Linked DNA regions of Homo sapiens: region 1 is linked to region 2. A link is an interaction called in ENCODE POLR2A ChIA-PET data of the cell type or tissue named here. Cell type or tissue: MCF 10A. All regions are shown on one strand. Each heading gives the region's core, and the rest is flanking DNA. Links, peaks and the distances in the headings are about the cores only.

Region 1 (15,484 bases), core at 6,913-11,912, 320 kb after region 2:
AGAGAGCCTGAATAATTAAGGGAAAACATTCTAACATTCACCTATTGGTTTTTCTGCCAAGCCCCAGTGGCTTGAAATAAGTAAATCATTTAAACCATCCCATCCTTGTGTCTCGGGGAAGGTGGTGATAGACAGGGAATCGATAGATTCAATCAGGGGAGTGAGAGGCATGCGGATAAAGGTCCCTGGCCAGGGCCTGTCTGCGGCCCTCATGGCTGGAGATGCCTCGGAAATCCAATCAGGGCTCTTCACAGGGGACATCACCGCTGACTGTCACTGCATTCTTACCCCTGAGCTGGCCGAGGGTCCCTGCCGAGAGACAGGGACACGTGGGCTCAGGAAATAAAGACTCAAAGCCTCCACTTACCCCACACCTCAGCCTCCGAGGGATGCGGGGTCACCTGCTGGGAGGGAGGGGCAGAGGCCACACTGGGGGTGGCACATGGGTGGGACCCGGTCCTGCCTGGCTGAATGTCCCCCATGCTTTATCTCTTTCCCAGGCCACCTGGATTTTAAGAGCACTCACCTGACGCCCTCATGCCCCAGATTTCCAGCCCGGCAGCACCCTTGACTGTGGCTGCCAGGCTCTGTGCCATCTGGCCCCTGCCTGCTCTCCTCTTCCACCTCCTCTGCTTTCCTCCTGTTTCACTGGCTTCTCTCTGCTACTTTTTTTTTTTTTTTTGAGACAGAGTCTCATTTTGTTGCTCAAGCTGGAGTGCAGTGGCTCAATCTCGGCTCAGTGCAACCTCTGTCTCCCGGGTTAAAGCGATTCTTTCGCCTCAGCCTCATGAGTAGCTGGGATTATAGGTGTGTGCCACCACACCAGGCTAATTTTTGTATTTTTCATAGAGACTAAAAATAGTTAGGGTTTCACCATGTGGGCCAGGCTGGTCTGGAACTCCTGGCCTCAAGTGATCCTCCTGCCTCAGCCTCCCAAAGTGCTGAGATGATAGGCGTGAGCCACCACACCCGGGCTTCTGCTACTTCTTTGAACCAGGGCCCCCACCTCCTGTCAGGCCTGTGTGACGCTAGCCCCGCTGCCTGGAACTCCCTTCTCCCAGCCCCGCAACAGCCCTCCTAGCTCAGGAACTCCCAGAGGATAAACATGAGATGATTTGACAAAGCAAACGGGGCTAGCACTAAGATCGCTGAATCCTGTAGTGGTTCTTCTCCAATTCTTCAGTCACCTCAAAGAAAACACCTTGATTTGGTGCTGATGCGCCTTTAGCTCCTTTCCAGACCTTGCATTTCATCCTTTTGAACAAAGAAAGGACAGGCCCCGGGCTTCCTGCAGAATGAAGCCCTTCTGTTTAGGTTTATTGCTTTTAGTTCTACAGTCATCATCCTTTTGCATGGAAAAGATGCTGGTTTTCTATTTACTCTGGTGATAGAGTTTTCCTTTTGAATTAAAGTTTCTTAATAAAAACAAAAATGGAGTTGCTAAGCAACATACACTGATGTTAGAGTTGGCAGAAATGGCCAAAGGACCGGGGCATGGATGAAATCACACTCCTGGGTTGCTCCAAAATGTTCAGTAAAATGTGTCTCTATTAGCTACTTGGGGATGTGGAACTTGGAGATGTGAAAAGCAGAAGAAGAAGCCCACGATGTGGTTGGATGGAGGGACCCTTGCAGAAGCAAGAAGGGCAGCTGTGAGATGCAGAGTGGAGAATTCGACCTTAGCAGAGGCCAGAAAAAAGAGCTGGGAGGAGCAGGAAAAATGTCAGCTCTGTGAATGGCAGAAATCGTGACGATGATGATTTTGGACATCCCGTGCGCTCAGGATTTAAACACTGGGGTTACAATAAGATTCTATGGTCCTTTCAAGCCGGAATTGCTGGTCACATGAACAAATTTACGGGGAAAATAACAGCCACGGGTAACTCAGGCAAGTCAGGTCCCCCAGGCTATGGATAAACAGTCATGCCTGAGTCAGCCTCTTTCTTGAATATTTTTTTTCCAGTTACCTGAGCCAATAAATCCACCTTTGCCTTAGACCATTGGGGTTTAATTTTTCTTCACTTAGCAGCTGAAAGAATCTTAACTTACAGAAACCACAGAACATAGACATAATTACTCTTCCATTTTACAGCAGAGGAAACTGAGGCCCCACCTCCTTCTATCTTTATCCTCGGATTTTTGAGACCGTTGCCTTCTGCTTCATCCCAGACATCTGTACCCTGTTTTCTCCCATCCAAAGAGAAGGAAAAAAAGACAATGTTCACACCCCACTGGCCATGTTTTGGTCACAAGGAGGCCTGGGAAATGCAGTCTTTATTCCAGGCAGCTAGGCTCACTGCTACCAGGAGGGATGCTGAGGTCATCCAGCAGTCTCTGCCACAGCTGGGTAACCCCAGCCCTGTCCCTGTCCCCCATGGGGCAGCTTGAGTGCAGGACAGAGGACCTGCAAGCCCCACACCAACCTGACAGGGCACCTTCATCACATGGCCTGGCCAGGTCATCCTCACAGGAGGACAGCACTAGGGTCTGGGCAGGACCAAGGCTCTGGACAGGCCAGAGAGAAAGGTATGAGCAGTGACGGGAGCAATATCCAAAAAGGCCCCACCCCTTTCCTGGGTGCCCAGGGAACCCCAGGGTCTCCCTCAGTGCTGCTGGCTCCTTCCTGCACCAGGCACCTGAGACAGAGGCTGCAGTGAGAAGACCCCGTGGTCAGTCACTCTTGCATTGGATGGGAAACTCCTCCCTTTGAATGAAATGCTAATTATAGCCTGCATGTGTGCAGTCTGTTACCTGCTAAAAATATGCTGTCTTATTCTTGTCTGCACAGGTGCAGCTGAGTTGGGGGAAATCATGCTGTTTTTAGCACTGGTATAAGCAGACAATTGAATCCTAGACTTTGGGGACGGGGTCTGCCTGGGAACTTGTTTCCAGGAGTGTGACTGAAGTGAAGGGCCAGTCAGAGGAGGTGCCGCAACCCCGGGGCACAGCAGAGCAGTGCCAATGTGGGAGGAAGCATCTTCCAACAGTGGTATCAGCTTCACAGTGGAGGCAGCCTCAGCTTCCAGGGCTGAGAGACATTTGTCATCTTGGCAGGAGGGAGGCTGTTAAAACAGGCACTGGGGGAGCACAATGGGGCCCCAAATCCACCCAAGAAAGCCCCAAAACAGGGATGTTGGAATGAGATGAGGAGGAAAGGGTCCTGAAGACAGAGGAGGCAGGTATGGGGAAGGATTGAGAGATGTCACTCATTCATTCATCCATTCATTCATTCTACAAATATTTATTGAGTCCTACCACATGCCAGGTACTCTGCTAGGTGCTGGGTTGAAAGGGACAGATAAGGTCGCTGCCCTCATCTTTATTACAATAATATTTCTATACATATTGAGCCAGGAACTGCCCAAGGCACTAGAGACACACATCAAACAAAAACCCCTTCTTGGAGCAAAAATTCTAATGGGGGAAGGAGGCTCTGATGTCCCCTCTCCCAAGAACAAATGAACACGGAAATGATGATAAGAGTTGGGGACTCCCATGGGACCCTCCCGTCCCTGTCCCTGGGTCTCCAGTTCAGCCTTCGAGAGTCCAGGAGGTGTCGGCTTTCCCACCTGGCCACATCTGCTGCTCGGTTTGTCTCACATGCTGCTCAAAGACTCAAACCAGCATCCTCAGCCCTGATGCACCCCCTCACTCTGGGGGGGCACAATCACAGGATGCAAGTGAGCCAGATATCCAGAAAGGTGAAGACCTCCTGGATCTAGACAAGAGAATCCAATTGGCTGAGCCAAATTTGCACACAACACCTGCATGGGAGGCAGGTTCTCTGGGTTCAAATCCCAGCCCACTGCCTACCACTTACTAGCTGTGTGACCTTGGGCAGGTTATTTAAACCTCTCTGTGCCTGAGTCTCCTCCTCTATAAACTGAGGATAATGATAGTTCCTGTTACATAGGATTATCAGACAAGTTAAGGCAGAAAATACCAGTAAAGTGCTCAGTACACCATCTGCCCATGGGATGCAAGGGTTTAAAATGTTAGGCATCATCACCCTCATTACGGTTGCGTTGAATTTTATATTGATTATTGGCTTTATATTGATTACTTCTGATTATTATTGATTGGTTTTATATTGAGTATTATATGGCATCTGATAACATTCTCATGACCTTCCTTCCTGGCTCCACAGTGTCATGTGTTTTTTATGCTGGGATCAATTCCATTCCCTGGATTTGACATTTCCCTGCAGAAACGCAGGCTGGGAAGGGAGCTCTGAGGTCATCCCCCATCTTTATCACAATCATCAGCCACAGATGTCCCTGAGTCCAGGGCAGGTGCTGGCCCATCATCCCGCAGGTGGTTCCACTCTATACTCTACAGAACATGTGCTTCCCATTCCATCTTCCAGCATCTGCTGACCCTGAATGGCTCCCCAGCCTTGCCCTGGCCTCCCGTCCTGGTCATGAGCAGCCCCTTCCCCACACAGCAGTTAGAAGGATCCTTCTCATGCTGAATCAGCCCTGGGCAGCTCTCTGACCACAACCTTCCAGTGTCCCCATCACGGGACTGATGGGCCAGGCCCTGCCCCCTCTCAGCTCCTGTCTCTGCCCAAGCTCCCCTCACACCTGCCCTCAGTCCCTCCAGCCTCCCTGCTGTGTCCAACCACCACCCCCTCTTACTCCCAGCTTGTCCCACCTCAGATCCTTCTACCAGGAGTGACCTTACTTAAATATGCCCACCCTCCACTGGCTCCTCCTCATCAGACAAGGCAGGTCAAGTGACACCACCTCAGGAGCCCTCCCAACTCCCAAGTCCAATGTCGGCCACACTCTCCCATCTGTCATGTCACTCTCCCTTGCTTCATGGGTCTAAGATGGCTGCCAAACTCCAACCATCACACTGACATTCCAGATAGCAGGAAAGCACAAAAGATAAAGAAGAGAATACCTCTGTCTTTAAGGACACACCCTTAAAGTTGCACATGATGATTTTGCCTACTTTCCCACTGTCTAGGACTAAGTTCCCTTGCCATGCTTAGCTGCAAAGGGGCTGGGAAAGGTAGTCATGACTCTGGGTGACCATAGGCACAACTGATAGTCAGCAGTAGTTCTATTACTAAGGAAGAAGGGGAAACAGCTAATCTGTTAGGGAACCACTTGGACTCCCTGCCACTGCCACCTACTGACTATTTCACCTTGGGCAAGTTACTGGGGATCTTTGTTGTGAATCTCAGATTTCACATCTCTGATATCAAATGCAAACTCAGAAGATCCAGCCTGTTCTGTCCCCTGTCTGTCCTTGTGGTCACACCTCTTTCCACTCCCCCACCTGATTCACTTTGCTCCCAGAGCACAGGACTCCTTTGTCTCAAATCTGCCAAGCTCATTCCTACCCACAGGGCCTCCGCATTTGCTGTTCCCTAAGCATGGAACTCTCTTCTGATCATTTTTCCTAACTGTGGTAAATTACACACATAAATTAACCACCTTAACCATTTCTAAGTGTACAGCTCAGTGGCATTAACTACATTCACACCATTGTGCTACGATCACCACCATCCCTCAACAGAACTTTTCATCTGGCAAAACTGAAACTCTGTATCCGTTAAATACGACTCCATTCTCCTTCCCCTCAGCCCTTGGCGGTCACCATTCCACCTTGTCTTTATAATCTGACTACTCTAGGTACCTCCTATAAGTGGAATCATACCGTATTTGTCCTTTTGTGACTGGCTTATTTCGTTCAGCATAAAGTCCTCAAGCTTCATCCGTGTTGCAGCATGTGTCAGAATCTCCTTCCTTTCTAAGGCTGAGTAATATTCCATCGTAGGGATATACCACATTTTCTTTATCTATTCATCTGTCAATGGACACGTGGATTGCTTCCGTCTTTTGGACATTGTAAATAATACTGCTATGAGCCTGTGTGTACAGATACCTCTTCAAGTCCTTGCTTTCAATTTTTTGGGGTATATACCCAGAAAGGAATCGCTGGACCACATGGTAATTATATGTTTAATGTTCCGAGGAACAGCCATACTGTTTTCCATATGGGTATACAATTATACCCCCATGGTATACCCCTATAGTATACAATTATACCCCCATGGTAACCCCTATGGTATACAATTATACCCCCATGGTATACCCCTATGGTATAATTCCATAGGGTATAGCCATAGGGGTATACAATTGACATTTCCATCAATAGTGCACAAGGGTTCCAGTTTTTCCACACCGACACCAACACTTGTTAGTTTCTGTTTTCTTGATAGTAGACATCCTAATGAGCATGAGATGGTATCTCATTGTGGTTTGGGTTTGCATTTTTCTAATGATTAGTGGTGCTGAGCATCTTTTCTTGTGTTTATGGGCCATCTGTATATCTTCTTTGGAGAAATCTTTATTCAAGTCCTTTGCTCATTTTATAATAGGGTTATTTCTTTTTTTGTTGTTGAGTTGTAGGAGTTTGTTTTTAATATCCTGGATATTAGCCCCTTATATATATTTCAAACATTTTCTCCCATTTCATAGGTTACCTTTCACTCTGCTGTGTCTTTAGATGCAAAGTGTTTAATATTGCTGTAGTCCAATGTATCTATTTTTTCTTTTGCTGTCTACACTTTTAGTTTCACATTCAATAAATCGTTGCCAAATCCAATGTCATGAAGCTTCTCTCTTATGTTTTATTCTAGGAGTTTTACAGTTTTAGGTTTGTGTTTAGGTTTTTTATCCATTTTGAGTTAATTTTTATATATGATAAAAGGTTCTTTTGTATGTAGATATACAGTTTTTGCAACACCATTTGTTGAAGGGACTGTTCTTTCTCCATTGAGCGGTCTTAGCATCTTTGTCGAAGATCATCTGCCCTACATGTGAGGGTTTAATTCTGGGCTGTCTGTACTGTTCCCTTGGTCTACACACCTATCTTTATGTCAGTATGATACTGTTTTGATTACTGTAGCTTTGCAGTAAGTTTTGAAATCAGGAAGTGTGATGTCTCTAACCATTCTTCTTTTTCAAGATTGTTTTGGCTATTTGAGGTGCCTTGAGGTTCCATATGAATTTTAGTATAAATTTTTCTATTTCCACAAAAAAATTAGAATTTTGATAGGGGTTGCATTGAATCTATAGATCGCTTTGGAAGGTAAGGGCATTTTACCAGTATTAAGTCCTCTGATTCATGAGCATCATCTGGTGTCTGCATTTATTTGTGTCTGCTTTAATTTTTCAGCAATTTTTATAGTTTTTTATAGTTTTTGGTACAAATCTTCTGCCTCTTCAAATTTATTCCTGTCTTTTATTCTTTTTGATGCTATAGTAAATTGAATTGTTTTCTTAATTTTCTTTCTGAATTGTTCATATTCACTGATTTTTGCACATTGATTTTATATCCTGCAACTTGTCAAATCCACTTATTAGTTCTAACAGGGGGATTTGTAGAATCTTTAGGGTTTTCTGCATATAAGATCATGTCACTTGAGTACAGAGATAATTTTACTTCTTCCTTTCCAATTTGGATGCCTTTTATTTATTGTTCTTGCCTAATTGCTCTGACTAGGAGTTCCACTGCTATGTTGAACAGAAGTGCTTCTTCCACTAGTTTTCGCTCAGTAGATTCCTTCTCTGCATTCGAGTCTCAACTCAAATATGATCTCCTAACAGACAGCAATCCCGGACGCTCCCTAGTCCCCAGTCCCTTGCTATCACATCAACACACTTTATTTTCCACCATTTAGTATGATCTGAAATTACACTGTGTATTTGTTTAATTGTTCATTTCCTGTTTTGCTTCCTGCACGGGGGTTCCATGGGTACAGGGACCTGTCCTTCTTGCATGCCCCATGCCTAGGATGGGGTCTGGCACAAAGACATTCCTTGATAAATGTTTGTTGAATGAATTGGTCAAAGATGGGACTGAGGCACCAGCAGTTGTAGGCTCCCATGCCCCTGGCAATGCTTCCTTCTCTCAAGAGTTTTCTTCTCTGCCCGCCCACAAAACGTCTTCATCCAAATAGGTTGATTCCTTGCCATCCTCTACAATTGCTCTGAGCGACTGCAGTCGGTCATCTAAGTGGGGATGCATAGCAGTGGCCCAGGATTAGAGGTGCAGAGGACATGCCTTTCTTATCAGGGATAGTCCTAATAACAATATCTTATTTACAACTCACTTCACAGCCTGCATGTACTTAAGCATCTGCCATCCCTGAAAGAGAAAGATAAACACAATTGAGACATTTAGGCAGAAAATGAAGGGAAGATGAAAAGGTTTAAAAATGAGCAAGGGATGCATTTTCCAGCATTGAATGAGAGCATAGGTTTCTTCCTGGTTTCAAGATAAAAGAGAAAAACCTGAAGGAGAAAAACACTCAAAAAAGGTGATGCTTTATCCTGAAGATTAGCCCACAGCAGACTGTCAGGGAATCTATAGTAACGGAGACTCTAGGATAAATTTTTTTAAATTAAGAAGCAGAAGGAGAAAAGGCAGCAGCCCTGAGCCTCGACTTTGGAACGTCCTCCATCCGTCTGCGTCTGTCATCAGCTGGCAGAGTGGGTGCATGGCAGGGGGAGCCAGGGCCATTGTTCCTCCCCTCAGCCCTTTCTGCTCTCAGTTTAGGGATAACCAATGTTTGATGGCTTGTCTCTCAAGAGCGATTAGAAGCAAAGCTGCTCATTACAGGCTAAATCTCAAAGCGCTCCTACAGAAATCTCACTTCCTAAGCCCAAAGCCCTGATCCCGGGCTGCATTTTGACAAGGCTCATCTGTGACCCTGACCGGCACCAGCGGACGACGATGGGCTGACACACACAGCACTTACTGCGGGCCGGGGACTGCAGTTCTGAGCTCTCCGGGTGCATGAACTTGCTTAATCCTCACTGAGCTCAACGATGCTATTGGGATTCAGCTCACAGATGAACAGAGCCGGGCTGGGCAGAATCAATGCTCCCTGGGCCCATGGCTGCAGGACAGCGGAGCCACTTCCAGGACCCCTGGCCAGCACCAGGCCCACACCACTGACCACTGCCCACTGATGGTGCTCTTGACAGAAAAGGGGCCTCAGTGACAGCCCTGATACCAATATTGCTCCAGATGCCTCTTTCCAGGAAAAAGTCCTCTTCTGAGACAGTGAATCCAGTGAACCAGACTTTTCCAGGGCTCTCAGAATTTTGGCTGCATTCCCACAGTTAGAAGTGTTGGAACCAATTTGTTCTAAAGAGAGTGTGGAAATCTCTATGAAAGCCACCAGTCACCACCCTAACATGAAAGAGGGACATTCGAAAGGAGATTTCTAGGAGGGAATTAGCAGGAGGAGACACTTTGGCCCAAGACAAAGAGCAGGGCTTCGAGAAACCACCGGCAGAGGCTGGGCTACTCTCCAAGCAGGACAGCATCTCTCAGACTATTCTTCCCCCAAGAGTGCTGGGAACCTCCGAGGGCAGAGGGGATGCTGGACTGGACCCATCTGGGAAGGGGTCCGCTGAGTGGGGGTTCCCTAAGGCTTTACATGGGGCAGGAATTGAAGGTGAGGTTTGCAACAAGGGGTGCATTCCCAGCGCCCCAGTGTCTGAAAAGCATGCAGTATGGAGCCCCAGCGTGTTTCTGAATGCTCCTCTCCCACCGTCCCATGCACCTATTTTATGTCAGGTACCGTTGAAGCAGATCCTGAGAGGAGGACCTTCATGCAAGGACTGGATCTAGGATCTGCACCAGAGAAGACGAGAAAGGGGTAGGGAGAGGGGATCAGGAAGAGCAGGAAGCCGGGCCAGGGTGCGGCCTTAAGCCAAGCCCCTTAGGGAGGGAGGCAGGCTTCAGCCCACCCTGCAGGGGAATCCAGCCCAGGGTGTGAGTCACAGCCACTCCTTGTCCTGCCTCAGGGCAGGGAGCTGGGCTTCCGGACACCTGCACTCCAGACACAACCAGCTCTCTGTTGAGGCAAGGCAGATCCAGGAGCCCCAGGGCCATCCTCTTATGAGAGCCAGAGCTGTGGCCCATGGAGGGGAAGGAAGGTACAGCCACCAGGGCCAGGCGATGAACACAAAATGCAGAAGAGAATCCCAGGGCACAGAGGCTGGCACCCCCGCTGGCCGCTCCTTATTTCTCTGCTCACTGCCTGTGGGACCCTCAGCCTGTCGCGCGCCCTCCCTGAGCCTGTTTCCCCAGCTCCAGAGTGAGAATCGTCATAACTGCCCTGACCTCCAAGGGCTGCCATAAAACCAGGAGAAACTGTCCAGAAAACCCAGCACAGCTGGGACCAGCAGCGGGCTCATTAAGAAAGCTAAATATGCTAAAGTGGGTGGGGAATCCAAAAAAAAAAAAAACCCGTTTACACTCACAGCTTTATACAGTTAAAAGAAAACATGCAACTCTCCTATAATTGACGAATATTTTCATGCCAGGGCTAATGACTTTCTTCATAATGTGGGCCTGCTGTTGGATTCTCCCATTGTCTTTGTTCTTTATATAATTCTACAATGTTCAGTTTTGGCTTCTTTGAAGTGGAATGAGGGTATGAAAACACTTGCCACGCAATCCGGGTGCAGGATCCTTCCACACCAGCATTGTCCAGTAGAAATAGAATGTGAATCACAAACATAATTTAAAATGTTTCAGTAACCGCATTAGGAAAAAAAAACTAAAAAGAAACAGAATAAATTAATTTCAATGATATATTTTATTTAACCCAACATACCTAAAATATTATTTCAACATACAATAAATGTAAAAATGAAGGTCATTTACATTTTTCATTCTAAGTCTTCAAACTCTGGTGTGAGTTTTACCCTTCCAGTGCACCTCCATGTTTATCAGATATACTTGACTTCTATTTCGATTTTAGAAATTTGACAGCTGAAAAAGTAGATTCACATAAACAACTATCCCCAAACATATTTAAAAGCTTTCCAATAACTGAATCACATATCAGTTTTTAATCATTTAAATTAATTAAAATTGAACAAAATTAAAAATTCAACTTCTCAGTCACATCAGCCACATTTTTAAAAAATATTTTTTAAGTTAGAGATGGAGGCCGGGCGCGGTGGCTCAAGCCTGTAATCCCAGCACTTTGGGAGGCTGAGGCAGGCTGATCACCTGAGGTTGTGAATTCGAGAGCAGCCTGACCAACATGGAGAAACCCTGTCTCTACTAAAAAAAAAATAAAAATACAAAAAATTAGCTGGGTGTGGTGGCACATGCCTGTAATCCCAGCTACTTGGGAGGCTGAGGCAGGAGAATCACTTGAACCCGGAGGCGGAGGTTGTGGTGAGCCGCTATCATGCCATTGCTCTCCAGCCTGGGCAACAAGAGAGAAACTCAGTCTCAAAATAAATAAATAAATAAAATTAAATAAAATTAGAGATGGGGGTCCTGCTATGTTGACCAGGCTGGTCTCAAACTCTTGGCCTCAAGCTATTCTCTCATCTCGGCCTCCCAAAGTACTGAGATTGCAGGTGTGAGCCACCACGTCCAGTCACATCAGCCACATTTAATGTGCTCAGTAGTCACATGCAGCAATGACTATTTCTTTCAACCCTTTTTTTTTTTTTTGAGACAGAGTCTCTTTGTTGCCCAGGCTGGAGTGCAGTGGCACGATCTCGGCTCACTGCAACCTCTGCCTCCTAGGTTCATGCGATTCTCATGCCTCAGCCTCCTAAGTAGCTGGAGCTACAGGTGGGTGCCACCATATCTGGCTAATTTTTTTTGGATTATTAGTAGAGTTGGGGTTTCACCATGTTGGCAAGGCTGGTCTCAAACTCCTGACCTCTCAAGTGATCTGCTCCCCTCAGCCTCCCAAAGTGCTGAGATTACAGGCTCTCCCACCCAGGCTGGAGTATAGTGGCACATTCATAGCTCACTGCAGCCTCGAATCCCCAGGCTCAAGAAATCTTCCCATCTCAGCCTCCCAAGTAGTTGGGACTACGGTTGTGCATACCACACCCAGCTAATTTTTTTTTTTTTTTTAAGTAGAGACAGAATCTCCCTACATTGCCCAAGCTGGTCTTGAATTCCTGGGCTCAAGTGATCCTCTGGCCTCAGCCTCCCAAAGTTCTGGGATTACAGGCATGAGCCATGGTGCCCTGCCTGCAGCAATGACTATTATATTGGGCAATTACTGGGCAGTTCTCAATATTTTTCTGATCTCTTTTTCAGCTTTTTGCCCTTAAGAGATCTTTCCAGACAATTCAACTTGGTGTTCATAAAAACAGCAACTCCCTTTCTTTTTCCCCTCCTAATTATCCGTTTGCTATGTTTACTAAGTTTTGCAATTGCAATGCCAGGTATATCCAGAGTAAACAGGTTTGGAAACAAACCCCTGAATTTCAGCAGGCAGAGAACACGATGGGCATTTCAGAGAGTGGCAGATAGCCCCAAGCTGTGGGCTTGTCCCTCTACTTACAGAGGAACGGAGGGCTTGGAAGCATCAGGGGAGTGAGTTAAGGGAGTTGCACAGAGAAGATTCTACTCTGCATTGAAAGCTCTAATTTCAGTGAGTAGCACGCAAAAAGTAATTGTTGTCATCTCTGCTAGTCTAAAAGCACACCACTCCACCAAAGCCCTGCTCAGACGGCTGCCTAACCAATATCCTTCTTCACGTTCCTCCTCCTGACAGAAGCCTGACTTTGTCCTGGTGTCTACCTGTTCCCCATGCAGCCCCTTGGTTCAGGGGATGCTGACGTGGTCCTCAGCTTCAGGGTCATCCCAATTAGTCTACAGTTACTACATTCAGCAATCTCCTGGTGATTGTCAGTGGTCCCGGAAGGGACACATGGGCCAAGATGGCCAATTGTACTGAAGACAAGGAGTACATCCCACACTTGAAGGAGTGATTTCTCTCTCAATGCCAGGGGACCTGTGATAGGGACAGGAGGCAGAGAAACTCTGGGCAGAAGAGGGCGGTCCCCAGCAAGGGTCCTACCCTCAAACCTGGAACCATGGCCCGAAGTGAGAACACGGATTCCTGTTTTCTGACTTGAATGTTGCCTTTCCAAAACCACACATGACACGCCCCACCCCCCATCCTGTGCCATAAAAACCCCAGGCTTCTCCAGCAGAGAAGAGGAGAAGTAGCTGGACGTTGGAGAGAAGCAGCTTGACTTCAGAGGGACGGCTTGACAGTGTTGCTTCGAAGAGGATGAAGAGAATGTTCCCCAGCGGGGAAAGATTATCTTCCCGCTCTATCCCTTTTCCATCTCCCCTTTCATCGGCAATAAAATCCTCCATATTCACCACCGTCCAATTCGTTCATGCGACCTGATTTTTCCTGGATGCAAAATAAGAGCTCAGGTGCCACAGGTGTGGACACTAAAGGCTGTCACACTGACCGTCTGCTCTCGCTGGTGGAGAGAAACAACCTCATGCAAAAAGGCAGAGGGCCCACTGAGCTGTTTAACACTTAAGCCATCCGCGGACAGCAAAGCTAAAAGAGCACTGTGACGCCCGTCCTCTGGGGTTTCCGGGTTTGCAGGTACCCCCCTCCCTTAGACGCTGCTGTGGGGCCAGCACAGAGTTTGCTCCTGCCAGCGCCCAAAGGCACTCGCCGCAGCTCCTGAACCCGCTCATCTACATGCTCCCTCCCACAAGGGGTTGAGCACAACAGTGAGTGGAGTTTGCCCTGCTGGCACCGAAGTGGCCGGGTAGCTCCAGCTTCCGATACTCCAGGTCCCACCTGTGAAGGGGTCGGGTAAAATTTCCTGCTTCACCTGGACAAGAAGACATGTGCCAGTTGCTGGTGGCAGCCACATTGTGACATCCCACAACAGGCGAGGGAGACTGGTGGTGTTGCAGAGCCACTGAATCAACCCACCCTGAAGTCCACCTCTGTTATGGGAGATAACATACTCCCTCACTGCGTAAGCCAGATTCATTAGGGGTTTCAGTCACTTGCAGCCAATAGCAAGCTGACTCACATACAATCCCTCCTAAAAAGACTTCTCTGACCCTCTCCGTTCTCTGGACCCTGCGACCTTTCTCACCGCACCAACCCACTGCATCCTGCGTGCCATTTATGTCCGTGTGTTTCTCCCACCAGCCATGGGCCCACTGAGGATGAGCTCTGTTTCTTCACTCTTCTCCTTAGCCCAGGGTTCTGCGATTAGTAGGTGCTTTGTAAATTCCATCGCACAAAAACATATTTTATTGCGGTTGCTTTAGAAAGCTGGATAGATGGGTGGAAAGCACTCTTTTGTTTTTTGTTTTTCAGAAACTCACCACTGTGATGTAAACTGCTCTGTTAGGTGACACTGCAGTACTTCTATGCCAGTAAAGACAGGTTTGAAGATGCTTTATTTCACTGGGACAAACTACATGTCCATAAATGTCCCATCCGTCTTTCTCCCACTTGATGATATTTGCAGACTCAGTAATTTCCTTTCTGCGATGAACATCCCTCTTTAACATTCAAACTCCCTTAAACAGATGTAGTGCTTTCCCACAAACCCATCTGGACAGGTGGCAGCCACGTTAAATCTCGTGCATGGGACTGCAGCACTCTGGGTACTCATGGAATCTTCTTCCATTCATTCTTGTTGTTGTTGTTGTTGTTGTTGTTGTTGTTGTTGTTGTTGTTGAGACAGAGTCTCACTATGTCACCCAGGATGGAGTGCAGTGGTGCGATCTCGGCTCACTGCAACCTCTGCCTCCCTGGTTCAAGCCATTCTCCTCCCTCAGCCTTCCTCCCGAGTAGCCCGGCTAATTTTTGTATTTTTAGTAAAGACAGAGTTTCACTATGTTGGCCAGCCTTGTCTTGAACTCCTTACCTCAAGTGATCCACCACCTCAGCCTCCCAAAGTGCTGGGATTACAGGTGTGAGCCACCAGGCCGGGCTTCTTCCATTAATTCTTTTTTTTTTTTTTTTTTTTGAGATGAACGTTCACTCTGTCACCCAGACTGGAGTGCAGTGGCTCCCTCTTGGCTCACTGTGATACAGTTCTGATGAGGGGAGGAGGGTTCTTGTCTCATGTCAAATTAGGTAAGATGACACGGACACACATGGAGCGGTTTTAAGGAGCGGAGTGTTTAATAGGCAAGAAGGAAGGGAGAAGGAAGAAGCTCCCTTGTACAGAGGCAGAGGAATGGGGGCTCCAAAGCCGAAAGAGGAGGTCCCCACCTGCCATGGATACCAGCCAGGTATATATACAGAGGCTGGAGGGGGCGGTGTCTGATTTGCATAGGGCTCAGGGGATTGGTTTGACCAGGCATGTCATTCATGGTAGCCCATGAAAAAGCTGGCCCTCCCACCCTAGTCTTTTAATATGCAAATACAGGGCGCCACAATGTTCTACACACGTGGGGATATGTGGGGGCGGCCATGTTGCCAGGAACAGGTCGGGAAAGGGCAAGAAGGCTCGCGACCCAGTTTCTAATGGCTGGCATTTGCATATCAAAGGTTGCCCGCCTGGCTCTAAGAGCCCGGGCTTTACAGAAACTTCCGGAGATGCTTTAACAAACGAAAACTTCCCAAGGACCCCTTTTCCTTTCTATCTGCCTAAAATAATTTCTTAATAACTCCTACCACAACGGCAACCTC
Region 2 (15,484 bases), core at 4,756-9,755:
CCTGCTTCTTCTCTGCACAGAGATCCCCAATTTTGTGTCAAGAAAAGAGATGGGGATCTCAAAATCTCAGAGAAGCTAGCCTGTCTTCAGTCACAGAGGATTAATCTGGCTTAAAACCACCATGGTTCACCCTTTCCTTTTGCCAGTGACTGGTGCAGGAGTTGCCATGTGAATCTGTTCTGGCTAATGAGGTGTAAAGAGAAGTATGTTGGGCGGTTGCCCACTTTGAAATAAAAATTGACAAAATCTCATGACAGAGCTTTTTAACCCTGATTCTTTTACCTTTCTAGGGATGGGAGAGCTGGAGCTTGTCAGCCATCTTGTGACCATGAGGATGCGGATGTGAAGCTGAAAGGTTAACATGCTGAGGAAGGCAGGGAAGAAACATGGAACGACCCCATATCCATGGGGGGCATCGCACTGTTGCCATATCAGCCCTGGGATCTCCAGGCTCCAGATGTCTTGTTCAAATGAGACAAGGTGCTGTCTAAAAAGAGCACAAGACGGAGCTAGTCAGGTGTTCTGAAACTGCAGCCAAGTGCATTCCCAATGATGTAAATATTTTCCTGTTTACAGAGGGCTCTGTTGAGTATCTCACTCATGAGGAAATCAACAAACATGTTTACTGAGCCACAATTATAGGACAAAAATTTTCTAGGCCCTTAGAATACAAAGGTAAGCCGAGTTTCTGATCTCCCAAAAACTGAAAACAGGAGAGGAAACACAACATGGTCATATTCATAATAGCTACCCTCAGGATTTGTCAGGCACTGTGCTAATTCACTTGATCCTGGGTGGTCAAAGCTGAGTGGAACAGCACACGCCTTGCTGGGCAGTAGCCATTCTGCTTCTGTTCATAACCCACCCTGGGCCCAGTAAAAGTCTAAAAGCAAAATTCCGAGGGCGTGACTCCTCAGGCCAGGGGTGGATGGGAGCCTGAGACTCGGGGTCTTTCTTGTTGTTAATGGGGTGGGGTGTGCAGACCCCCACCATCAAAGCTGCAGTGAGGGAAAATTCCAGAAACCCCAGCTAATGGAGACTTGAGCCAACCAGCCAAATGGGACTCCCAACTTCCCAGCTCCTCTGTTTTTCGGAATGCGGACACGTGTCTGTTGTCCTCCACAGTCTGTGTATGGCAGGGAAGTTATCAGTAACTGGCCCCCCGCCCTCCCTGCTACCCCCACCCTATGAATGCCCAGCTCTCAGTTTCCTCTCCCTCTCAAAGCTTTGCCCAGCCTGATGCAAATCCTAATTAAAATTGCACACAGATTGACTTTAAAAAACACTGTTATGATTGAATATCTTTATTAAATCTGGGTAAAATATGTAAACAAACCACATATTACTAGGAAAACTAAGGGGAAGAGGATATGATGGCCACAAGTGCTAAGTTAATTCCTGAAGAAGACTGTGGGTTGTGTCTAGAAAATATCCCAAGGCCTCTATTGAAGGGACCATATTTCAATTTCTTATTTTTTAAATTGTGGTAAGAACATTTAATATGAGATCTACCCTTGTAGAGACTTTTACGTGTGCAATACAGTATTGCTCTCTATAGGCACAATGTCAGGCAGCAGATCTCTAGAACTTATTCATCTTGCTTAAGTGTAATGTTACACCTGTTGATTAGAAAGTTTCCCTTTCACCCTCCCCCCAAGCCTCTGGCAACCACCATTCTACTCTCTGCTTCAATGAGTTTGCCTATTTTTGATACCTCATATAAATGAAATCATGTAGTATTTGTCCTTCTGTGACTGGCCTTTTTCACTTAGCATAATGCTTTCAAGGGTCATCCATGTTGTCATAGATTGCAAGATTTCTTTTTTTTTAAGGCTGAATAATATTTTATTATATGTATATATTACATCACATTTTAAAAATCCATTCATCCATCAATCAAGATTGATTTCACATCTTGGCTACTGTGAACGATGTTGCGATGAAGATGGCAGTGCTGAGATCTCTTCAAGGTCCTAATTGCAGTTCTTTTGAATAAATACCCAGAAATGAGATTGCTGGTTCATATGATAGTCCTACTTTTAGTTTTTTTGAGGAGCCTTTATGCATTTTTCCATAGTAGCTGCACCATTTTGCATTCCCACCAACAGTGTAGCAGGGTTCCAATTTCTGCACATTCTCACTTGTTGTCTTTTGATTTTTTGATAATAGACATCCTAAAAAATGATGTGTGGTGATATCTCATTTTGGTTTTAGTTTGCATTCACCTGATGATTAGGGATGCTGAGCATCTTTTCATATAGCTATTGTATGTGAGACACCACATTAACAGAATGAAGGAGAAAAATCTCGTGATCATGTCAAGTGATACAAAAAGAGCATTTCATGAAACTCAACACTCTTTTATCATAAAAACACTCAAAAACTAGGCATAGAGAAAAATTATTAACTCAACATAATAAAGGCCATATATGAAAAGCCCACAGTTAACATTACACTCAATGGTAAAAAACTGAAAGCTTTTCCAGGAAGAACAGGAAAAAGACAAGGATGCTTACTCTTACCACTTCTATTCAACATAGTACTGGAAGTCCTAGCCAACACAACAAGTCAAGAAAAAGACATAAAAGGCATCTAAATTGGAAAAGAAGAAGTTAAGCTTTCCCTTTTGCAGATGGCATGATCTTATATATGGAAAACCCTAAAAACTCTTAAAAAAAACCTGTTAGAATTAATAAACAAATTCAGTAAAGTTGCAGGATACAAAGTCAACATACAAAAATCAATTGTGTTTCTATATACTCACAACAAACTATCTGAAAAGGAAATTAGAAAATCAATCCAGTTTACAATAGCATTAAAAAAATACTTAGGAACAAACTTAACTAAGGAAGTGAAAGATCTGTACACTGAAAACTACAAAATATTGATGAGAAAAATTAAAGAAGACACAAACAAATGGAGAGATGTCTCATGTTCATGGATTGGAAGACTTAATTCTGTTAAAGTGTCCCTACTACCCTAAGCATTCTACAGATTCAAAGTAATCCCTATCAAAATCACATGGAATTTTATTTTTACAGAAATACAAAAAAATTCAGAAATTTATATGGAACCACAAAAGACCCAGAATACCCAAAATAATCTTGAAAAACAAGAACAAAACCAGAGGCATAACATTTCCTGATCACAAAATATATTACAAAGTTATAGTCATTAAAACAGTATGGTACTGGCATAAAGACAGACCTATAGATGAATGGAATTATAATAGAGGGCCCAGAAATAAATACCCAAATATATGGTAGGATGATTTTCAACATGGGTGCCAAGAATACACAATAGGGAAAGGATAGCCTCTTCAATAAATAGTGGTGGGAAAATTGGATATACATATGCAAAAGAATGAAATTAGATCCTTATCTTTGTCTTACACCATTTACAAACATCACCTAAAAATGGATTAAAGCCTTAAATGTAAGATCTAAAACTATAAAGCTCCTAGAGGAAAGCATAGGGGAAAATTTCATGACATTGGTCTTGGCAGTGATTTCATGGATACAACACCAAAAGCATGGGCAACTAAAGCAAAAATAGACAAGTACGATGCCAAACTAAACAGCTTCCGCACAGCGAAGGAAACAATCAGTAGAGTAAAAAGGTAGCCTACAGAATGAGAGAAAATATTTGCAAACTATGTATCTGATAAGGGATAATTTCCAAAATATATAAGGAACTCCTACAACTTTATAGCAAAAAATCCCTAATAACCCAATTAAAAAATGGCTAAGGATTTCAATAGACATTTCTCCAAAGAAGCATGACTTTTAATTAGCCTAAGCAGCCTTACAGAAGGTGGGATATGGAGCAGGGTAATTGTGCAGAGTGATTTTCCCCTAAAAGATCAGCTGCCCTGGATGTCCCAGCTGGTGGGAAGATGTTCAGCCCATGCTGGGGCAGGGCCACAGAAGGGCTGAGCTGGACATAACCAACCACAACTTTCACCCGGATGTATCTCTTTGCAGCCAGGAGGCCATGACTTTTAATGGAGGGTTGCAGATCTATTTTATGTATGCTAGATGAGATTTTAAACAGACCTCAAAGAGCTAAGACAACTGCCCCCAAAAGGGCAGGGCTGGATTTTCTATCTTGGACCAAATAAGCAGGGATGAAGGTAAAGGGAGGGGTATAGAGCCAAACCTGCTTTTTATGACTGGGAAGGGGGAAGCGGGGGTCTGAATCTAGATTTAAAGGAGGAAATAAATAGAAAATGAAATTCCTTTTTCTTAACAAATAAAATAATCGGGGCACTGTGGTTTCTTAGAGGAGAAATTATTTCACTCTTCCTCCTTCTCCAAAGCTATAGATTTTTCTACTCCTTTGCTCGTTAATCAACTAGAAATGTGACTTGGGGGAGGCAGAGCAACAGCATTTTTTGCTCTGGAGTTCATTAGGAATTCTGGAAAGCTGACATCATAACTCACTCCTAGTGCAGCTGGCTGCCAACTTCCCAGAATCTGAGGTTGGGGAGCCCATTTAAAGCTGCAGGCAGCCTTTCTGCAAAATAACTCAGCTCAAATAGGATGTCTATTTATAAGCAGGACATCAGGATTTTCCTAGGAGTCTAGACTTCAACAGCTCCTTTAGTCCAGGAAAATGTCGGCTTAAAAATTGTATTACCACAGGCTGGGTGTGGTGATTCATATCTGTTATCCTAGCACTTTGGGAGGCCGAGGCAGGAGGATCACTTGAGGATGGGAGTTCGAGACCAACCTGGGCAACATGGCTAAACCCCCAATTCTATTTTTAAAAACAAAAAAATTAACCAGGAGTGGTGGTGCATGCCTGTAGCTACTACAGGCACTTGGTAGGTTGAGGTGGGAGGACTGCTTGAGCCCAGGAGTTCAAGGTGACAGGCAGCTGTGATTGTGGCACTGAACTCCAGCCTGAGCAACAGAGTGAGAAAACCCTATAGCTAGTAAGAGAGCAAAAACTAAGTTAGACGTGTCAGAAATAATAACAAAAGCCAGTAGGAAAATAGGATTCTCATTGCTAAAAAGCAGACGTTCATAAGACACATACCTGCACGTTGCTATTTTGCCAATTTAAGTGTGACCTATAAAAATAATGTAAAAGAGTTGGTTATTGACAATCTTTTCCCATAAAATATTTAGAAGTCTTGCTTCCTTATTTTATGAACTTGACTTTTTTAAGGAGGAGAGATGGATTATTCAATTCAACAAATGGGCAATGAGCTCCAACAAAAGGCTGCCTTGTTTATCTTGAATTTCGGAAGTGAAATAGACACGGGGTCTTGATGCCCCATCAAGGGCATTGCCCCAAGGGCAATGCATATCTGAAGTGTTGGGCTGACAATCTCAGCCCTCCTTAAGAAATAACATCGATCGTAAGCACCTTCAGAAAATACAGGCAGAAGAAACACTCCTAACTCATTTTATGACACTCACTTATGACACTATAATACCCAAATATGACAGATAGTCAGATTTCAGCACTGAACAGATAGTCAGATTTGGGTATTATAGTTTCAAGACATCTCAAATTTATTCCAATGTCTCTGGGCTATGCTGTTTCCAGCAAATGTCTACCAGGAGCTTCCACGATAGGCACGATACCTTTTGGTGGAAAAGAACATCTACTCGCTACCGTTTTTTTCCTCCCTGGACTAGTGTCATCTGCCCATAGACAATAGCTTTTTCTTTAGTACTTTTGTGAAACCTTCATCTCATCCACTCCAATGTCTTTGATTGGCCATTATGTTCACCAGGTTCACAATAAAGTCAGAAAGAGGTGACAGTATAACATTGCTTCTCCTTCTTCTCCCATGTTCAATTCAATGTGTCAGAGGCTCCTGTTGGTTCTTTCTTCCAAAACATTGGAATCTGAATGCAACTCCTGGTCTCTGCCGCTGTCATCGTGGGTTAAGCCCCATCATCCTTCTCCTGGTTTGCTGACAGCTCCCTAACTTGACTTCTTGCTTCCCTTGTCTATAGACTCCTATGTACAGAAATGAAACTGTTCAAGGATATTCTTTTTAGCCTTTTTATTTTAAAATCAAACACAGGTACAAAAAAAACACAAAAATGTATAGCTTAGTGAGATATTATACACAAATATTCTTATCACCAAGACTAAGTCAAGAAAGAGCACCTGGCCAGAGTCCCCTTCACGGCTGCATCCCAATCACAGTCTGTCCCTTCCTCCCTCCAAAAGTAACCCTCATGCTGATTCTCATAGTCAACAACCTCCCTACAATCTGCATGGCTTAATCACCCCCATGTGGCTCCCTAGACAGCATAGTTCACGTTACCCATTTGGTAAATCTTGGTAAGTCTCTTAAATTTCCAGATTTCCCTTCCATGCCTGTCTTTTTCTTAAAACTTCTTTGTCACAGTGCCTGAACCCTGTGACCTATAAAGATTTTCACAGTCTGGATTTTGGCGAATCCGAATTTATGGTGCAGTCAGCACATTCCTGTCTCTGTCCTGTGTATTTCTTGCAAAATAGCAGCTGGATCCAGCAACTTGTTCAGAATTAAGTGTGATTGTGAAAAAAAAAAAAAAGTCTGAACTATAAAGAAGCTATTGGGGAACAGTTGTAAAGTTGTAAAGTTAGATCATGATGTTAAAGCCCACCCACCTAAGACTGCCAGGAACTTCCCTGCAGTCACAGTCAGTTTATTTAGCTTGCTGCAGTCAGGGAGATTCCCACGCCCATGGCCACCTGGGGGCATCTCAGTAAGGGGGAAGGGGCAGTGCTTTTTAGAGGACCTAGGCTTCTACAGAATGGTTCCAAAAAGGGATTAAGGAGGCAAGGTCAAGAAGTGAGGGCAACTTGGTGATTGCGTATCTTAAATACTTTATCTCAGGAGTGGGAAGCTTGAAGCAGGCTAGAGTTGTCACTGGTAAAGAGGCAGCTGTCACTCATGTTAGAAAAGGGGCATGTTCAGTCATTTCTGTGGCTGCAGAGTGGTCTTATCCCTGCCTACCTCTAAACACAGTCAACTTGTGGCCTTGTCTGAACGAGTTCATATTCTTTGAGTGTGGTTCATGTCGACTCAGGAGCATCATGGCCTGGAGGGTTGTGTTTCTCAGTTCCCTCCATAGTCTAGATGCAAACAGGACTGTTTTTTTTTTTTTTCTCCCTTACCAATGATCATATTATGGAAGGCCTTGGTTTTCACCCTGAGAAGGTTTGTATATAACTTGGCAGATGAGACAGAGTTATCAAAGATAGTTGGGTGCTGGAGTAATCAAGTTAGAATTGTACTTGAGAGATCAGGTATCTGTCAGTCTTTTGAAAGAGAAAGGACAGGAGGTAGGGTATTAAGGGCAATTATGGTCCAGGCTAGAGAAGGTGCAATGCCAATGAAGGTACCAGGCATAGGAAGAAAACAAGCTGACCAATAGAGGAGGCATCTGAGGGAGGGAACAACAGGCTGTCCCCTGGATTGGATGCTGGCGGTGGAAGAAGATAAAGTAGGAGGTGCTGATGTTTGCTCACCCAACAGCTGTCCCCACCCTACTTGCTAACAGGATTTTTTTCTAGGCAAAATGGAAATGGATCACAATTGGTCAAAACCAGCCTTGGCTATGCCAGTCACCTTTGCCAGATACTTCCCAGCTCCCTTTACAGTGAGGACTTCCCTATGACTCATTCTGGCCCAAAAGACCGAAGAGGATTGTGACAGGTCTCCTAAGAAAGGTTTTCATTTCTTATAAAAATAACAGGTGTAAAGAGGGTGTTCCTTTGAATTGCCCCTATTTCGTTGTTTTGGCTTTGATCCTAAACTGGAAGCATTGAAGCCAAGCCTTTGATTAGCTCCCATTTTCTACAATAGGAAATTGGAATACGTAATGCCCAGATCTGCACCCCACCCCCCAGTCTTTTCCTAAAAACACTGGTATTTTCTTTCCTAAAAACACTGGTATTTTCTTTTCCTATCTTTTGAGATGGAGGTATTGCTCGTGTCTGGGTGAATTGCTTATGCCAATGAGATGTTCGTAGACACGGCACAGGCAGAAGCCTGGAATGTGTCGGCACTGCCAGGCCTGCCCTCTAATGCTCTTGATTTTTCCCACGAGACGAGCGTGCCCCAGGGAACTTTGGCTCCAGCTGCAGGATGAGAGGCATGTGGAGCACGCAGGGTTCCAACCCTCAGCCTGGAGTCAAGCCCAGACTAGATCAGCCTAAGCCCAGCCAAGCCACGGGTGCAGGAGTGAAAAGCAAATGCTAACTGTCCATGACATTGACTTTCAAAGGGGCGTGTCATGTTATGTGGCTCATCCCAGCAACAATGAAGATATTTCTCTATCAGTCAGTCGGTAAATAATTATTGACAATGTGCAAGGAAGCTGGAGTGATTGGAGTAGATTTGGTCACTATTCTTATGGAGCTTATTTTCTAGAGGGGAAGACATATGATGGATCAATAAATATAAATTATTCTATTAGGTTGGTGCAGCAGTAATTCCAGCACTTTTTTGCCAGTAAAGGTAATGGCAATCAAAAGTGGGGAGGAGCCGGCGCTGCAGTTCATTGAAAGTAATGACAAAAACTGCGATGACTTCTGCACCAACCTAATAGAATAAATTACGAGTGCGCAAAACGCTGTGATGGGAAAGTTCCAAGTGCCAGGACAGCATCTAGCTTCCTGGACTCAGGAGATGGGGGTTTTCAACCTAAGCAAGGTTAAGTCCAAGTGGTGGGGGCAGGCGGGGGGGCGATATTTCAGTGGAGACTCCAAGGATGAATGGAAATTAGAAAAGTGAACGCAGATGGTGAGGGGGGAGGGGTTTCAGGCACAGAGAACAGCATGTGCAAAGGCCTAGCGGGGAGGACATCGTGTGTTCTGGATGTCCTCCCCGCTGAGGGGCGGGGACTGAGGGGCAGCCAGCAGGCTGGAGCTGAGCGGGTGGAGAGGAGGATGGGGAGCCGGGCAAAGGCGCTCCACGCAGGGGGCACAGCAGGGGCAAAGGCCCGGAGTCAGGCCTGAGCCTGTGTGGTTTCAGGAAGTGACAGAGGCCTGTCTGGGAGGAAAGTAACAGCAGAGGGGAGACCATAAGGTCAGGGCAGAGGGCAGGGCCGTGCTGGGCACTGTGGGCTGTGGATAGGACCTGGCATTTATGCTCGGGTGAGGGGAACATGTTAGAAGATTTTAAGGAGGGCAGGAACATCTGGGGATAACGTGTATTCTAGAATCTCAACCAAGTAAATTCTAGTTTGAATGTTCACAAGACTTCTGCACAGGCAAAGTGAAAGATCGTTTCTAGAGCTGTGAGATAAAATCATAGTAAAAGAGAGTTACTAAGTTTTTAAAGGTTATTTCAAATGGTGGATTTCCACCTTACAATTGAATATAAGTAGATTGTAAGGTTGATGGAAAGTAGAAAAGTTTCCTGACTTGTGTGAATATAAAAGAAACATCAGTTTGAAAGAAAACATTTATTTATTTACTTCCTCTGCAGTTTTCCTGACTGCTACATTTCATGAGAAGGGATTATTCTTGAGGGTTCTGGAGCTGCAGCCCAGGGGAGGAGCCAGTGCTGCCACTGACACCTCAGGGTCGTGGAGGTGAAAATCCCAGAGGAACAGGTGCTCCTGTTGCAGTTTGAGGTTCCTGGAGCTGGAGACGCAGGGAGAAGATGGCGCTGCTGTTCTAATTTAAGGATCATGAAGCCGGAGACGCAGAAAGGAGCTGGTGCTGCCACTGCTCACATCTGAGGGTTTTAGAGCTGGAGCCTGGGGGTGGAGCTGCTGCTGCCTTTGAAGTCTGAGAGTCATTGACCTGGAGGTCCAGGAAGGAGCTGGTGCTGCTGTTCTAGTTTGAGAGTCATGGAGCTGCAGACCCAGGGAGGAGCAATGTTGTCATAGTTCAAGGGTCAGGAAGCTGATGACACAGGAAGGAGAGATCTTGATCTGCTTTGAGGGTCGTGGAGCTGCAGACCCAGGGAGGAGCAATGTTGTCATAGTTCGAGGGTCCGGAAGCTGGCAACACAGGGAGGAGAGATCTTGTTTTAGTTTGAGGGTTGTGGAGCTGCAGACCCAGGGAGGAGCAATGTTTTTGTAGTTCCAGGGTCCGGAAGCTGGTGACCCAGGGAGGAGAGATCTTGTTCTAGTCTGAGGGTCGTGGAGCTGCAGATCCAGGGAGGAGCAATGTTGTTATTTGGGGACTGGAAGCTGCAGACCTAGGGAGGAGAGGTCTTGTTCTAGTTTGAGGGTCATGGAGCTGCGGACCCAGGGAGGAGCAATGTTGTTTTAGTTCGAAGGTTCGGAAGCTGGTGACTCAGGGAGGAGAGGTCTTGTTCTAGTCTGAGGGTCGTGGAGCTGCAGATCCAGGGAGGAGCAATGTTGTTATTTGAGGGACTGGAAGCTGCAGACCTAGGGAGGAGAGATCTTGTTTTAGTTTGAGGGTCGTGGAGCTGCGGACCCAGGGAGGAGCAATGTTTTCATAGTTCAAGGGTCCGGAAGCTGGCGACACAGTGAGGAGAGGTCTTGTTCTAGTTTAAGGGTCGTGGAGCTGCAGACCCAGGGAGGAGCAATGTTGTTATTTGAGGGACTGGAAGCTGATGACACAGGGAGGAGAGATCTTGTTTTAGTTTGAGGGTCATGGAGCTGGAGACCCAGGGAGGAGCAATGTTTTCGTAGTTCGAGGGTCCGGAAGCTGGTGACCCAGGGAGGAGAGATCTTGTTGTAGTCTGAGAGTCATGGAGCTGCAGATCCAGGGAGGAGCAATGTTGTTATTTGAGGGACTGGAAGCTGCAGACCTAGAGAGGAGAGGTCTTGTTTTAGTTTGAGGGTCGTGGAGCTGCAGACCCAGGGAGGAGCAATGTTGTTATTTGAGGGACTGGAAGCTGATGACACAGGGAGGAGAGATCTTGTTTTAGTTTGAGGGTCGTGGAGCTGCAGACCCAGGGAGGAGAGATCTTGTTTTAGTTTGAGGGTCGTGGAGCTGCAGACCTAGGGAGGAGCCATGTTTCCATAGTTCAAGGGTCAGGAAGCTGGCAACACAGGGAGGAGAGGTCTGGTTCTAGTTTGAGGGTTGTGGAGCTGCAGACCCAGGGAGGAGCAAGGTTGTTTTAGTTTGAGGCTCCGGAAACTGGCGACGCAGGGTGGAGAGGTCTTGTTCTAGTTTGAGGGTGCGCCCAGGGAGGAGCAATGCTGTCATAGTTCGAGGGTCAGGAAGCTGATGACACAGGGAGGAGAGATCTTGATCTGGATTGAGGGTCGTGGAGCTGCAGACCCAGGCAGGAGCAATGTTTTTGTAGTTCGAGGGTCCAGAAGCTGGCGACACAGTGAGGAGAGGTCTTTTTCTAGTTTGAGGGTCGTGGAGCTGCAGACCCAGGGAGGAGCAATGTTGTTTTAGTTCGAAGGTTCGGAAGCTGGTGACCCAGGGAGGACAGATCGTGTTCTAGTCTGAGGGTCGTGGAGCTGCAGATCCAGGGAGGAGCAATGTTGTTATTTGAGGGACTGGAAGCTGCAGACCTAGGGAGGAGAGGTCTTGTTCTAGTTTGAGGGTCATGGAGCTCCCGACCCAGGGAGGAGCAATATTTTCATAGTTCAAGGGTCCAGAAGCTGGCGACGCAGGGAGGAGAGGTCTCATTCTAGTTTGAGGATCATGGAGCTGCTGACCCAGGGAGGAGTAATGTTTCTGTTGTTCGAGGGTCAGGAAGCTGGCGACCCAGGGAGGAGAGATCTTGATCTGGTTTGAGGGTTGTGGAGCTGCTGACCCAGGGAGGAGCAATGTTGTCATAGTTCAAGGGTCAGGAAGCTGACGACACAGGGAGGAGAGATCTTGATCTGGTTTGAGGGTCGTGGAGCTGCGGACCCAGGGAGGAGCAATGTTTTCATAGTTCGAGGGTCCGGAAGCTCGCGACCCAGGGAGTAGAGGTCTTGTTCTAGTCTGAGGGTGGTGGAGCTGGAGATCCTTGGACGAGCTGGTGCTGCAGTTTAAATCTGTGGATCCTGGAGCTGGAGCCCTAGGCATTAGCTGGTATTGCTGTTGTTCATATATGAGGGTTATGGGGCTTGAGGTACAGGGAGGAGACGCTGCTGCTGTTCAAATCTGCGGGTCGTGTAGCTGGAGAGCGGGGAGGAGGTAGTCCTGGTGTCTAGTGTGAGGGTGGTGGAGCTGTAGACCTGGGGAGGAGCTGGTGCTGCTGTGTAGTTTGAGGGTCATGGAACTGGAGACCTAGGGAGGAACCAGTACTACCGCCATTGAAGTCAGAGGGTTGTGGATCTCGAGTTTTCGGGGACAGCCCGTGCTGCTATGTAACTGTGGGGAGGATCCAGTGTGTCAGGTGATGTCTGAGGGTTTGGGAGCTGGAGACCCAGGGAGGAGCCGGTGCTCCTCTTCTAGTTTGAGGGTAGTGGAGCTGGAAATCCTGGGAAGAGCCAGTGCTGCCATTTAAATCTGTGGGTCCTGGAGCTGGAACCCTTGTGGGAAGCCGGTTCTGCCATTCATGTCTTAGGGTCGTGGAGCTGGAAACCCAGGGAGGCAGCGGTGCTGCTGTTCTAGTTTAAGGATCATGAAGCTGGAGATCTGGACAGGAGCTGGTGCTACCATTATTCAAATCTGAGGGTTGTGGAGCTGGAGCCTTGGTGAGTTGCCGGTGCTGCCTCATCTGAGAGTTGCTGAGCTGGAGATCCAGACAGGAACCTGTGTTGCTGTTGTAGTTTGACGGTCATGGAGCTGGAGACTCAGGGAGGAGGGGTGCGGTTCTAGTCTGAGGGTTGTGGAGCTGGAGACCCAGGGAGGAGCTGGTGCTGCTGCTGTTTAAGGCTGAAGGTTGTGGAGCTGGAGACCAGGGAGGGAGCTGCTGTTGCTGTTGATCAAGTCAGAGGGTCATGGGGCTTGAGGTACAGGGAGGAGCTGGTGCTGCTGTTGCAGGTTTAGGGTCATGGAGCTGGAAATCTAGGGAGGAGCTGCTGCTGCTGTTCAAGTTTGAGGGTCGTGTAGCTGGAGAGCGGGAAGGAGGTAGTCTTGATGTCTAGTGTGAGGGTGGTGGAGCTATAGACCTGGGGAGGAGCCGGTGCTGCTGTGTAGTTTGAGGGTCATGGAACTGGAGACCTTGGGAGGAGCCAGTGCTACTGAGGGTCGTGTATCTGGAGCTTTGGGGAACAGCCCGTGCTGCTGTTTAACTGTGGGGAGGATCTGCTGTGTTAGTTGAAGTTTGAGGGTTTGGGAGCTGGAGACCCAGGGAGGAGCTGATGATGCCATTCTATTTTGAGGGTCATGGATCTGGAGACCTGGGGAGAGGCCGGTACTGCTGTTGTAGTTTGAGGTTCGTGGAACTGGAGACAGGGGGAGGAGCCGGTGCTGCTGTTCATGTCTGAGGGTTGTAGAGCTGGAGACCCAGGGAGAAGCCCGTACTACGGCTTTTTAAGTCTGAGGGTCGTGGAGCCTGAGACCTGGGGAGGGGCCAGTGCTGCTGTTCAAATGGCTCATTCCGGGGTCTCCAGCTCCATGACCTTCAAACTAGGACAGCAGCAGCAGCTCCTCCCGGGGTCTTCCAGCTCCATGACCCTCACACTAGAACAGCAGCAGCAGCTCCTCCCGGGGTCTTCCAGCTCCATGACCCTCACACTAGAACAGCAGCACCGGCTCCACCCTGGGTCTCCAGATCCATGACCCTCAAACTAGAACAGCAGCACTGACTCCTCCCCGGGTCTCCAGCTCTACAACCCTCAGACTTGAGGAGTTGGAGACTCGGGGAGGAGCCAGGGCTGCTTTTCTACTTTGAGGGTTGTGGAGCTGGAGACCCAAGATGCAGCAGCTGCTGCTATTCTAGTTCGAGGGTCTTGGAGCCAGAACCTTTTTGAGGAGCTGGTGCTGCCTTTCAAGTCTGAGAGTCATTGAGCTGGAGTTCCAGGGAGGAACCGGTGTTGCTATTCTAGTCTGAGTGTAGTGAAGCTGGAGACCCAAGGAGGAGCCGGTGCTGCTGTGTAGTTTGAGGGTCGTGGAACTGGAGACTTAGGGAGGAGTTGGTGCTATCGCCCTTTAAGTCAGAGGGTCGTGGATCTGGAGCTTTGGGGAACAGCCCGTGCTGCTGTTTAACTGTGGGGAGGGTCCGGTGTGTCAATTGAAGTTTGAGAGTTTGGGAGCTGGAGACCCAGGGAGGAGCCGGTGATGCCATTCTATTTTGAGGGTCGTGGATCTGGAGACCTGGGGAGAGGCCGGTACTGCTGTTGTAGTTTGAGGTTCGTGGAACTGGAGACAGGGGGAGGGGGCGGTGCTGCTGCTGTTCATGTCTGAGGGTTGTAGAGATGGAGACCCAGGGAGAAGCCCGTACTACGGCTTTTTAAGTCTGAGGGTCGTGGAGCCTGAGACCCGGGGAGGGGCCAGTGCTGCTGTTCAAATGGTTCCTCCCCGGGTCTCCAGCTCCATGACCTTCAAACTAGGACAGCAGCACCAGCTTGGAGCCAGAAACTTTCTGAGGAGCCAGTGCTGCCTTTCAAGTCTGAGACTTGTAAGAGCTGGAGACCCAGGGAGGAACAAGTGTTGCTGTTCTAGTCTGAGGGTAGAGAAGCTGGAGACCCAAGGAGGAGCCTGTGCTGCTGTTCATGTCTGAGGATTGTGGAGCTGGAGAACCAGAGGGGAGCTGGTGCTGCTGATCGTGTTTGAAGGCTGTGGAGCTGGAGATCCCAGGAAGAGCCGGTGCTGCCGTTTATATCTGTGGGTCTTGGAGCTGGAGCCCTAGCGGGGAACCCGGTCCTGCCATTCATGTCTTAGGGTCGTGGAGCTGGAAACCTAGGGAGGTGGTGGTGCTGCTGTTCTAGTTTAAGGATCATGAAGCTGGAGACCTGGACAGGAGCTGGTGCTACCGCTGTTCAAATCTGAGGGTCATGGAGCTGGAGCCTTGGGGAGGTGCCGGTGCTGCCTCTCAAGTCTGAGGGTTGTTGAGCTGGAGATTCAGGGAGGAGCCGGTGTTGCTGTTGTTGTTGGAGGATTGTGGAGCTGGAGGCCGAAGAGGAGCTGGTGTTGCAGTTCAAGTTTGACGGTCGTGTAGCTGGAGACCTAGGGAGGAGCTGGTGCTACCACCGTGTAAGTTGAGGGTTGTGGAGCTGGTGGCGCTGGGGAACAGCCAGTGCTATAGTTGAATTTTGAGGGAGCTGGAGACCCAGGGAGTAGCTGGTGCTGCTGTTCTAGTTTGAAGGTTGTGGAGCTGGAGGCTTGGTGGGAGCTGGAGCTGCCTCCCAAGTCTGAGAGTCATTGAGCTGGAGATCCCCAGGGGAGCTGGTGCTGCTGTTGTAGTTTGAGGATTGTGGAGCTGGAGACCTGGGGCAGAGCTGGTGTTGGAGTTGGAGTTTGAGGGTCAGGGAGCTGGAGATCTGGGGAGGAGCCAGTGCTGCTGTTTAAGTCTGAGGGTCGTGGAGCTAAACATGGAGCCAAAGTTGGGGAAGTAGAGAGAGAGAGTTACAGGATGACCCTGGAAATGGTAGACGTAGCTGTACCCCAAGCAAGCTAAGCTTGGGAACTTCTCAATGCTAGTGATCAGTGCATTCTT

What was found. ChIA-PET counts read pairs that join two places held together with the same protein. Peaks named below come from ENCODE experiments on the same cell type or tissue, not always from the same donor. Only the 100,000 strongest peaks of a DNase experiment are listed, where the experiment ranks them.
Region 1: POLR2A ChIA-PET joins it to region 2 with 7 read pairs; 1 of 35 experiments calls an interaction of 5 or more read pairs at or near these places.

The regions. Positions count from the first base shown.
Region 1 is chr20:47,804,184-47,819,667 of GRCh38, reverse strand. No RefSeq gene overlaps it. Among named protein-coding and RNA genes, the nearest start is that of SULF2, 26 kb to the right of the region's middle. RefSeq lists enhancers at 9,482-10,062, 10,063-10,644, 14,265-15,219, 15,220-15,484. In MCF 10A, for the core only: no CTCF peak of the experiment used is centred there; DNase peaks (open chromatin) are centred at 9,137 and 9,827.
Region 2 is chr20:48,120,738-48,136,221 of GRCh38, reverse strand. It overlaps LOC105372640 (a long non-coding RNA gene), which reads right to left. Exons shown (of 2, transcript XR_936803.2): 2 at 9,408-15,353. Among named protein-coding and RNA genes, the nearest start is that of LINC01522, 140 kb to the right of the region's middle. RefSeq lists an enhancer at 9,363-10,248. In MCF 10A, for the core only: no CTCF peak of the experiment used is centred there; DNase peaks (open chromatin) are centred at 7,601 and 8,045.